3 separate regions of the Homo sapiens genome follow, and all the other regions are linked to region 1. Evidence: chromatin contacts called from ENCODE Hi-C or POLR2A ChIA-PET data. All regions are on one chromosome and are shown on one strand. The core of a region is the stretch at or near the end of the contact, and the rest is flanking DNA. Distances in the headings are between cores, read along the strand shown. Region 1 holds the start of LINC01891 (long intergenic non-protein coding RNA 1891). Region 2 has its middle 180 kb from the start of LINC01891. Region 3 has its middle 200 kb from the start of LINC01891.

Region 1 (2,700 bases), core at 131-2,630:
GTCAGAAAGAAACAGACCCATAGGATACAGGGAACAAGAACATAAAGAAGACAGCCAGGATTGAGAAAGTGGCCAGTGAAGCCACGAGAGCAGGTGTATTTTCACAGGGGCAGAGAGTAAAAAATAACAACCAAGAGCGTGGGTGAATGCCAAGGCAGCCTCAAGAGAAACAGGCAAGAACCAAGCCCTGGGAAAGTAGCACGTCAGGACTTGGCTGCAGGGACAGGGGTAAGCCCGTCAGAGCCCCTGCATGGCTTTCAGATTACACAGACTTTAACCGCCCAGTTTACCCTCACCCCAAACCTTTATAAATCACCTAAGAGCTAGAAGGAGCCTATAAGGTATTTTGTCCAACACTCTTATTTTACAATTGAAAAACAATGAGTTAAAACTGGGCCTGGTTATTGACAGAGGTGGGTCTACCATCTAACTGTGCCTTCTTGTCCAGCATTTCCTCCACTTCCCATGTATCCAGAACCTAGAATTAAAACAACTGGCCGGGCACAGTGGCTCATGCCTGTAATCCCAGCACTTTGGGAGGCCAAGATGGGAAGATCATGAGGTCAAAAGATCAAGACTGTCTTGGCCAACACAGTGAAACTCTGTCTCTACTAAAAATACAAAAAATTAGCCAGGCATGGTGGCACGTGTCTGTAGTCCCAGCTACTCGGGAGGCTGAGGCAGGAGAATTGCTGAAACCTGGGAGGTGGAGGTTGTGGCGACCCAAGATCGTACCACTGCACTCCAGCCTGGGCAACAGAGCAATACTCCATTTCAGAACAAAAACAAAAAGAAAAACAAACCATGTTCTAAGTATTTCAAACATTTGTCTATTGTCTGTAGGATTTACTCCCTCCAGTTTCCTAGCAGAGAGAGAAAAGAGTAAAATTAGAATGATATGCATTTATTTCAATATTGAAACCACATTTTGAAGAGTTCACTGAACTAAATGAAGAACCTAAGCTGGTCTATTAACTATAAGCAGACTTCGCACATGAAAAACGGGACATTTTCTGGATGATTGACACTAAATTCAACTTGGACAGTGAGCTAGCATCCAGGAGAGCCAGTTACTTTGGTTTTAACAAACCCCAGAGAATGGATTTCCAGTCCTGTCTACTCAGTAGAATCAACTAAAGTTAGTTTTCCCCAGCTACAAATATCTACAAGTGTTAGCTAAAATATGAAGTTTATTTAAAAATACATAGTTGAATTAACAAAGACAGAGATTCTCAAATGCTAGAAACAAAGAGAAAATTAAAAGCCATACCAATATAGTGTGTGTCAAAGGTGTAGTCATCAGGGCTGAGAGCAGGGAGTTATCTGACCCAGAAATAAGAGTTTTAAGTTAGCATCCACATGAAGACAGGAGAGGAAGTTTGGGGTAGGGTTGGAACGGAGAGCTTTATATAAAGCTGATATCTTTGAAACTCACCACCTTCAATGAAGAGGAAACAAAACCAACCCATCGACGTGCTGCTACCCAGGTCTCAGAAAAGAAAAAAAAAAAAAAGTCTGAATTTAAATTACTTGCGTGGGGCAGGAAACTCTAAGTTAAGCTTGTAACATATGAATTGGCCCTGGGTTGATAATACCCCTGTAGCAATTCAAGATATTGAGGTAACAAAATTATCTTAAAAGATTAAAAAATAAGTATGTTTGAAGTTATGAAAGCGATTTCAAAGAAGAAATAGAAAATGTAAGGAAGAACAACACGTAATGAAAACAGGACAGATTGACAAAAGGAACAACTAGAAGCACGAGGGATAGTTTGAATTGAGGATGGACTGAATAGATTTAGCTACGCTCTCTACTTTTTGTCATTAGTTATCATTAGTTTATTAAAAAAGACAGATCTGGAAATTATTTACATGATGAAAGATTTCAGAACTTCAGTGGAATGGGCAGCTTCAAGTTGATGTCATTTCAATAGTAACTTATTTCAGTCTACATACTTCCCAAGAATGCACCATCTCTTTTTTATGTATTTATTATTTTGAGAAAGAGTCTCACTCTGTCGCCCAGGCTGGAGTGCAATGGCATGATCTTGGCTCACTGTAACCTCCGTCTCCTGGGTTCAAGCCATTCTCCTGTCTCAGCCTCCCGGGTAGTGGGGTTATAGGCACACACCACCACGCCCGGCTAATTTTTGTATTTTTAGTAAAGATGGGGTTTCACCATGTTGGCCAGGCTGGGCTCAAACTCTTGACTTCAGGTGATCCGCCCACCTTGGCCTCCCAAAGTGCTGGGATGACAGGCGTGAGCCACAGTGCCCAGTCAGAATGTCACCGTCTCTAAATAAGAAATAATCCTTGTCATCTAGAACTACTCTGGTGCCTCCATATTCTAGGAGAAGAAATTTATCTCCAACTCTCATGCTAACTGGTTGAATCTCTCCACCCTTTCCTTTAGAACCTGATCCAACAGCTACTCCTTTTGCTTGCAATACTTTTCCTTGAGATTTTTCTGGAAGCATAATGCCTCCTTTGGTTACAGTTGTGGTGGCAATCCTTTCAACAAATACTCTGTCAAAGAGTAGAAGAAACTTTCTAAATGCTTGTCCTGCCATGACTTCCTCAACCGCAGACTCATACTCCGCTCTCGTGCAGCACCACAAGGAGAGATCCCTCTATTCTTAATTTATAATGACATCCTCCTTTGGTTTTTTGGTTCCATAAAAGCTCTTATTAAAAAAAAACA
Region 2 (2,700 bases), core at 112-2,611, 180 kb before region 1:
CTTCAGGTTGAAATTGCAAAGGATTCTGTGGTTAATCTGATTTTTATTTATTCACACATTACACATTTGGGTTTTTTCCCGTGAACACCTATGAAATTCTGTTCTAGCATTTGATTTTTTAAAAATGTAGTCAGATAAGTGTAGATGTTGCTGCCTTTCAGTTAAATTTGTTGAGTTTGATTGGCAATACTGCTTTTCGCATTCAAGTCTTACTAGATCTGAAAAGCTGTTTTTTAAAAATTCTTTTCTCTATTCAATTACTGTTTCTGCTTCATTTGTCTTCTTTCCTCTTTGGGAACATTGTTAGGCTTTCTGTTAAAATTTTTCCATGTATTATCTTATCTATCATCTTTTTACTTCTTTATCCTTTCTCCTGTGTTTTGAGGCTGTTTCTCAAGTTTTTTCTCCACAAGAACAATTTTGATTTTCCGTAGGGAACCAATCTCTGCTCATTGCCTTGAATGTAAGTTTTTATTGAGCTTTTATGCTTTTGATTGGCAGGCAGGCCCTTTGCTTATCTTTTTATAGGCATCGTCCTATATAATTAATAGAAAAGTAAAATTTTCTTAAAATTTCTTTTTTTAATTAATGAAATAAATTGTATTCAAAGGATGTCCTTTCTTTGAGAGTTTAATACCTGCTACATAAACACTATGAGTATATTAGTCTGTCCTCACACTGCTATAAAGAAATACCTGAGACTGGATAATTTATAAAGAAAAGAGGTGTAATTGGCTCACAATTCCACAGGCTATACAGGAAGCATGACGCTAACATCTGCCTGGCTTCTGGGAGGGCCTCAGGAAACTTACAATCATGGTGGAAGGCAAAGCGGGAGCTGGCCCATCTTACATGGCCAGAGCAGGAGGGAGAGAGGAGGGGGAGGTGCCACACACTTTTAAACAGCCAGATCTCAGAAAAACTCTCTCGGGAGAACAGCACCAAAGGGATGGCGCTAAACCATGTTGGAAGGATCCACCCCCATGATTCGAGCACCTTCCACCAGACCCCACCTCCATCATGAGTTGAACGTGAGATTTGGGTGGGGACACGGATCAAAACCATGTCAATGAGTCAGCTTTTATAGCAGGTCCCTGATGTAAATCACTCCCCCTATTAATACCCAGAGGCACTCCTTATAGTGGCATGACCAGACATCTCCACCCTGTTGTCATTACTGTTAGCATAAGTGATACAGTAATTGCAGAGTTCTCAGTTTTGTGTCTTAAAATTAATCTTAAAGTAGAGGTTTCACAGATTGTATTTCTGCTTCTCTAACTATTTTTATTCCCATTTGTGTCTGCATAGATGAAGAGAATACTGAGATGTAGACTGTGAAATACAAATGAACTCAGCAATATGGTTTTTGTGGGTTTTTTTCTGCACCATCACAACATGAGGAGGTTGACACGTTATTTGGTTCTTCCTGTTCTTTCTTCTTTTTCTCAGAAGTTATTTTTCTTGGTTTTCAGGCACTATAAGACATCTCTCTCCCCAACGGCTGCACTGAAGGTGAAAATCCTTTTGCCCTTATCTCAGGGAAATGAAGATTTATGTTCACACACACACTCAGACCTGTACGCTAATGTTCATAGCAACTTTATTAGTAATAGTTGCTGGAAACAACTGATGTCCTTCAATGCATGAATGGCTAAACACACTCAGTGCCTCCATCATGGAATACTACTCAGCAATGAAAAAGAAGGAACCACAGTTACCTGTAAAGCCTGCACGAATCTCCAGAGAATTATACTGAGTGAGAAAAGCCACATGTAAAAAGTTGTACTATATGGTTCCCTTTATACAACATTCCTAGAGTGATGAAATGATAAAAATAAAACAGAGTAGTGCTTGCCCGGGGTTAGGAATTAGGTGGGAGAGGGAAGGAGTGGGCGAGGCTCTAAAAAGACAACAGGAGGGATCTTTGTGGTGACCGAATGTTCTGGATCATGACATAGAATCGTTAATATCCTGATCAAAATATGATAGTAGAGGCCAGGCACAGTGGCTCATGCTTGTAATCCCAGCACTTTGGGAGGCTGAGGCGGGCGGGTCATGAGGTCAGGAGTTTGAGACTAGCCTGGGGCTGGTGTTGCTTGATGCCGAAGCTGAGTAAGTCTTTCCTAATGGCATAAAACACCCATCTTGGCTTACTTGGCTTTAATGGACAAGACCAGCTGATGCAGAGGGAGCAAGAGGTGGTTGGTGAGCAACCCTTGGGGCCTGAAGTGTGTGTCCAGAATCACTAAGGATTCCTGTGCCTGAAGGGCCAGCTGTCTCTGCCCCACCCTGTTTAGGGAACCCAGGCTGCAGGGAAGAGGTCAGGAACTTGAAGCAGTTGCCATATTGGTGCAGGGCTGCACGGGACTGAGTCCTCCCACCAATGCAGCAACAGTTTTTGTTCATTTCTTGACTCTTCTAGTTCATTTCCAAAATTTTTCTGTCTGGGATGCTGGTAATAAAAGTGCGTGTAAGCTCCTAGAATCATGGGCTCCAAGCATTGCTTTTGGTGATCAAATGGACTGACCCAACAGCTGCAGAAACTTCGTTCCTTTGTGTTTGTTTAGTCTCTTAGCCACACGAGCGCCCAGCCTGGAGTCTGGAGGTGAGCTCTCATTCCACCTCTTGAGCTAAGCAGGTGAGAGGTCCTGGAAAAATCACCTGGCAGGAAGGAGTCCATGGAAAGTTCGGTCTTGCCTC
Region 3 (2,700 bases), core at 24-2,523, 200 kb before region 1:
TTTTGCAAATCCCCCCGATATGGTTTGGCTGTGTCCCCACCCAAATTTATCTTGTATCGTAGCTCCCATAATTTCCACGTGCTGTGAGAGGAACCTGGTGGGAGGTAATTGAATCATGGGAGCAGTTTCCCCCATGCTGTTCTCATGGTAGTGAGTAAGTCTCACAGATCTGATGGTTTTATAAAGGGAAACCCCTTTTGCTTGGCTCTTATTCTCTATTTGCCGGTCACCATGTAAGATAGCCTCTTGCTCCTTTTTCGTTTTCTGCCATAATTGTGAGGCCTCCTCAGCCATGTGGAACTGTGAGTCAATTAAACCTCTTTCCTTTGTAAATTATCCAGTCTTGGGTGTGTCTTTATCAGCAGCGTGAAAACGGACTAGTATACCCCCTAACCCTAACCCTAACCAAACAACTTTGATTTTGTCAGAAATAACCAGAGTTGGTTTTCTCAGTAATCACCACCAAATTTCTCACCATTGCATCTGGAAAAGTGGAAACAGCATTCTAGGACCCTGCCAAGGATGGGAAGGCCGGGAGGGGTGTGGCCTGTGTCTCAAGAACAATCTACCTGTAACCAGACAGGGTTGTTCATCTTTAGGAAATCCCTACTGCCCTAAGCTAAGACGGTGGATGTGAAAATGTCCCACTTGCTGGAGGAGGGAGCTTAACCTCGGAGAGAGCATTTCTGAGGCTTCTGTGGCATCTGTTAAGTCTTCAAACACATAGGACTCTCTCCAAGTCAAGCGACGAGAAAGTGCATTTTTCACAGTGCTTGCTGCAGCACGTTTCAGGGAGCATGTGTGGAGCCTCCTGGTGGGGAGAATACCTGGCAGCTGCCAGACACATTCACTGTGGGATTCTGTGGCTCGGAGCACATGTCCTGTGAGTCACAGGATATGAGACAGTGAGGAGGCAGAGGGTAGGGAGAGGGCAAGGCGCTCCAGAGGCTGCAGCAAAGGAGAGAGGGGGATGCCTTATTTCTCTTAATTTTTAACCTATATAGGCAATTTTGCAATAAAATGGGTTGGCTACCAAGTATATTTCCCTAGAGCTCATGAAGCATTGGATCCTTTGATTGCAGAAATCCAAAGATAACAAGGTGAAAATTCAACTCACAATCCATATTTCAATTTGCCATTTGTGGTTTGTAGTGATTGGTCTGAGCCTGTGAGTAATCTAATGGTGAAACATGGTTGCACGCTAGAAAAGCTGTAGTTTACAGCAAAAACCAAGGAGCTATGGGCAAAAACTTTAATCACTTCAAAAAGAAGTAATTCACCTGGAATCACCTTTCCTGCAGGCAGTGAGATGTGCGGAAACAGGCCCCGAGCTATAGGTAAGAACACCCAGGTGTTGGGGCTGCCCCTGCTGCTTATCAGTAGATCTCTGAGCCATCCATGCCCCACCTGGAAATACCCTGAGATCCTGTTGAATGAGGTTCTTTGCAAGCCACAGAATGCAATATGAGGATGAAAGTTTCTTTATAGTTGAATTTGTATAGTATCCATTGACAGCACAGTTCATATGGGACCACAAACAGAGATCCGTGTACCATGCACCCAGCACTATGCAACAGGCACCATGTACTAAGCAGCAAGCACCATCGCTGACTTGGGGCTAAAGATAAACACATGCCAGGCCAGGCGAGGTGGCTCACGCCTGTAATCCCAGCACTTTAGGAGGCCGAGGCGGGCGGATCACGAGGTCAGGAGTTGGAGACCAGCCTGGCCAACATAGTGAAACCCCATCTCTACTAAAAATACAAAAAAATTAACCAGGTGTGGTGGCGGATGCCTGTAGTCCCAGCTGCTCGAGAGGCTGAGGCGGGAGAATCACTTGAACCTGGGAAGTGGAGGTTGCAGTGAGCCGAGATTGCGCCATTGCACTCCAGCCTGGGTGACAGAGCAAGACTCCGTCTAAAAAATAAATAAATAAATAAAAATAAACACATGCCAAATAATAACAGAGTGTTGGATAGGAAGGTAAAGTTGGGCCTCTTGACCAGAATAAAAATTCGTTCATTTGACCAACATTTACATCTTTTGCATTTATTTTCTATGAGGTGTACTATGTTCTCTGAGAAATCCAAAGCTGAATCAGAAACAGGTCCTGCTGTCAGGGAGGTGATAATTTAGTAAAGAATGTAAATTCATCTACAAATATCTGTAGCACAAAGTGGTATTATGCATTTTACTCAGGCCTTGGTCACTGGGTATAGAAACTATTCAGGAGAGGAAAAGCCATCACCGGAGCTCTGCTTGGTGACCTCTCAGCCTTAGCCCCAGCCTCACCCTCACCTCAGCCCCAGCCTCAGCCTCAGCCTCACCCTCAGCCTCACCTCAGCCCCAGCCTCAGCCTCACCCTCACCCTCACCTCAGCCCCAGCCTCAGCCTCGGCCTCGGCCTCAGTCTCACCTCAGCCTCAGCCTCACCTCAGCCTCACTTCAGCCTCAGCTTCAGCCTCACCTCAGCCTCAGCCTCAGCCTCACCTCAGCCCCAGCCTCACCTCAGCCTCAGCCTCACCTCAGCCCCAGCCTCAGCCTCACCTCAGTCCCAGCCTCAGCCTCACCTCAGCCTCAGCCTCAGCCCCAGCCCCAGCCCCAGCCCCAGCCTCAGCCTCAGCCTCACTTCAGCCTCACCTCAGCCTCAGCCTCACTTCAGCCTCAGCCTCACCTCAGCCTCAGTCTCAGCCTCAGCCTC

The links. Hi-C counts contacts between places; a loop is a spot of excess contacts on that map. ChIA-PET counts read pairs that join two places held with the same protein, here RNA polymerase II (POLR2A). Pooled maps may share reads with other maps.
Region 2: POLR2A ChIA-PET joins it to region 1 with 7 read pairs in CD4-positive, alpha-beta T cell. The contact joins the enhancer-like site here to the promoter of LINC01891 in region 1. A Hi-C loop is called at or near these places in 10 of 168 maps with a recorded cell type or tissue (B cell, CD4-positive, alpha-beta T cell, CD4-positive, alpha-beta memory T cell and 5 more), 23 of 37 single-sample maps with no recorded cell type and 20 of 50 pooled maps. POLR2A ChIA-PET finds 5 or more read pairs at or near these places in 22 of 52 experiments (CD4-positive, alpha-beta T cell, CD4-positive, alpha-beta memory T cell, CD8-positive, alpha-beta T cell and 12 more).
Region 3: a loop to region 1 is called in a map of endothelial cell of hepatic sinusoid, with 2.5 times the contacts of the local background. The contact joins the enhancer-like site here to the promoter of LINC01891 in region 1. A Hi-C loop is called at or near these places in 3 of 168 maps with a recorded cell type or tissue (Caco-2, endothelial cell of hepatic sinusoid and endothelial cell of umbilical vein) and 3 of 50 pooled maps. POLR2A ChIA-PET finds 5 or more read pairs at or near these places in 4 of 52 experiments (AG04450, T-cell, naive thymus-derived CD4-positive, alpha-beta T cell and 1 more).

What each region holds. Positions count from the first base shown.
Region 1 is chr2:234,453,215-234,455,914 of GRCh38, forward strand. It overlaps LINC01891 (long intergenic non-protein coding RNA 1891), which reads right to left and starts at 1,381. Exons shown (of 3, transcript NR_146988.1): 1 at 1,271-1,381. It also overlaps the pseudogene HSPE1P9.
Region 2 is chr2:234,277,675-234,280,374 of GRCh38, forward strand. No RefSeq gene overlaps it. Among named protein-coding and RNA genes, the nearest start is that of LINC01891, 180 kb to the right of the region's middle. Within about 2 kb of position 1,362, at least 3 of the 41 ENCODE cell types and tissues checked have a DNase peak (open chromatin) inside an H3K27ac peak, as active enhancers do; they include CD4-positive, alpha-beta T cell, CD8-positive, alpha-beta T cell and natural killer cell, where a contact is called at or near this core.
Region 3 is chr2:234,257,503-234,260,202 of GRCh38, forward strand. No RefSeq gene overlaps it. Among named protein-coding and RNA genes, the nearest start is that of LINC01891, 200 kb to the right of the region's middle. Within about 2 kb of position 1,274, at least 6 of the 41 ENCODE cell types and tissues checked have a DNase peak (open chromatin) inside an H3K27ac peak, as active enhancers do.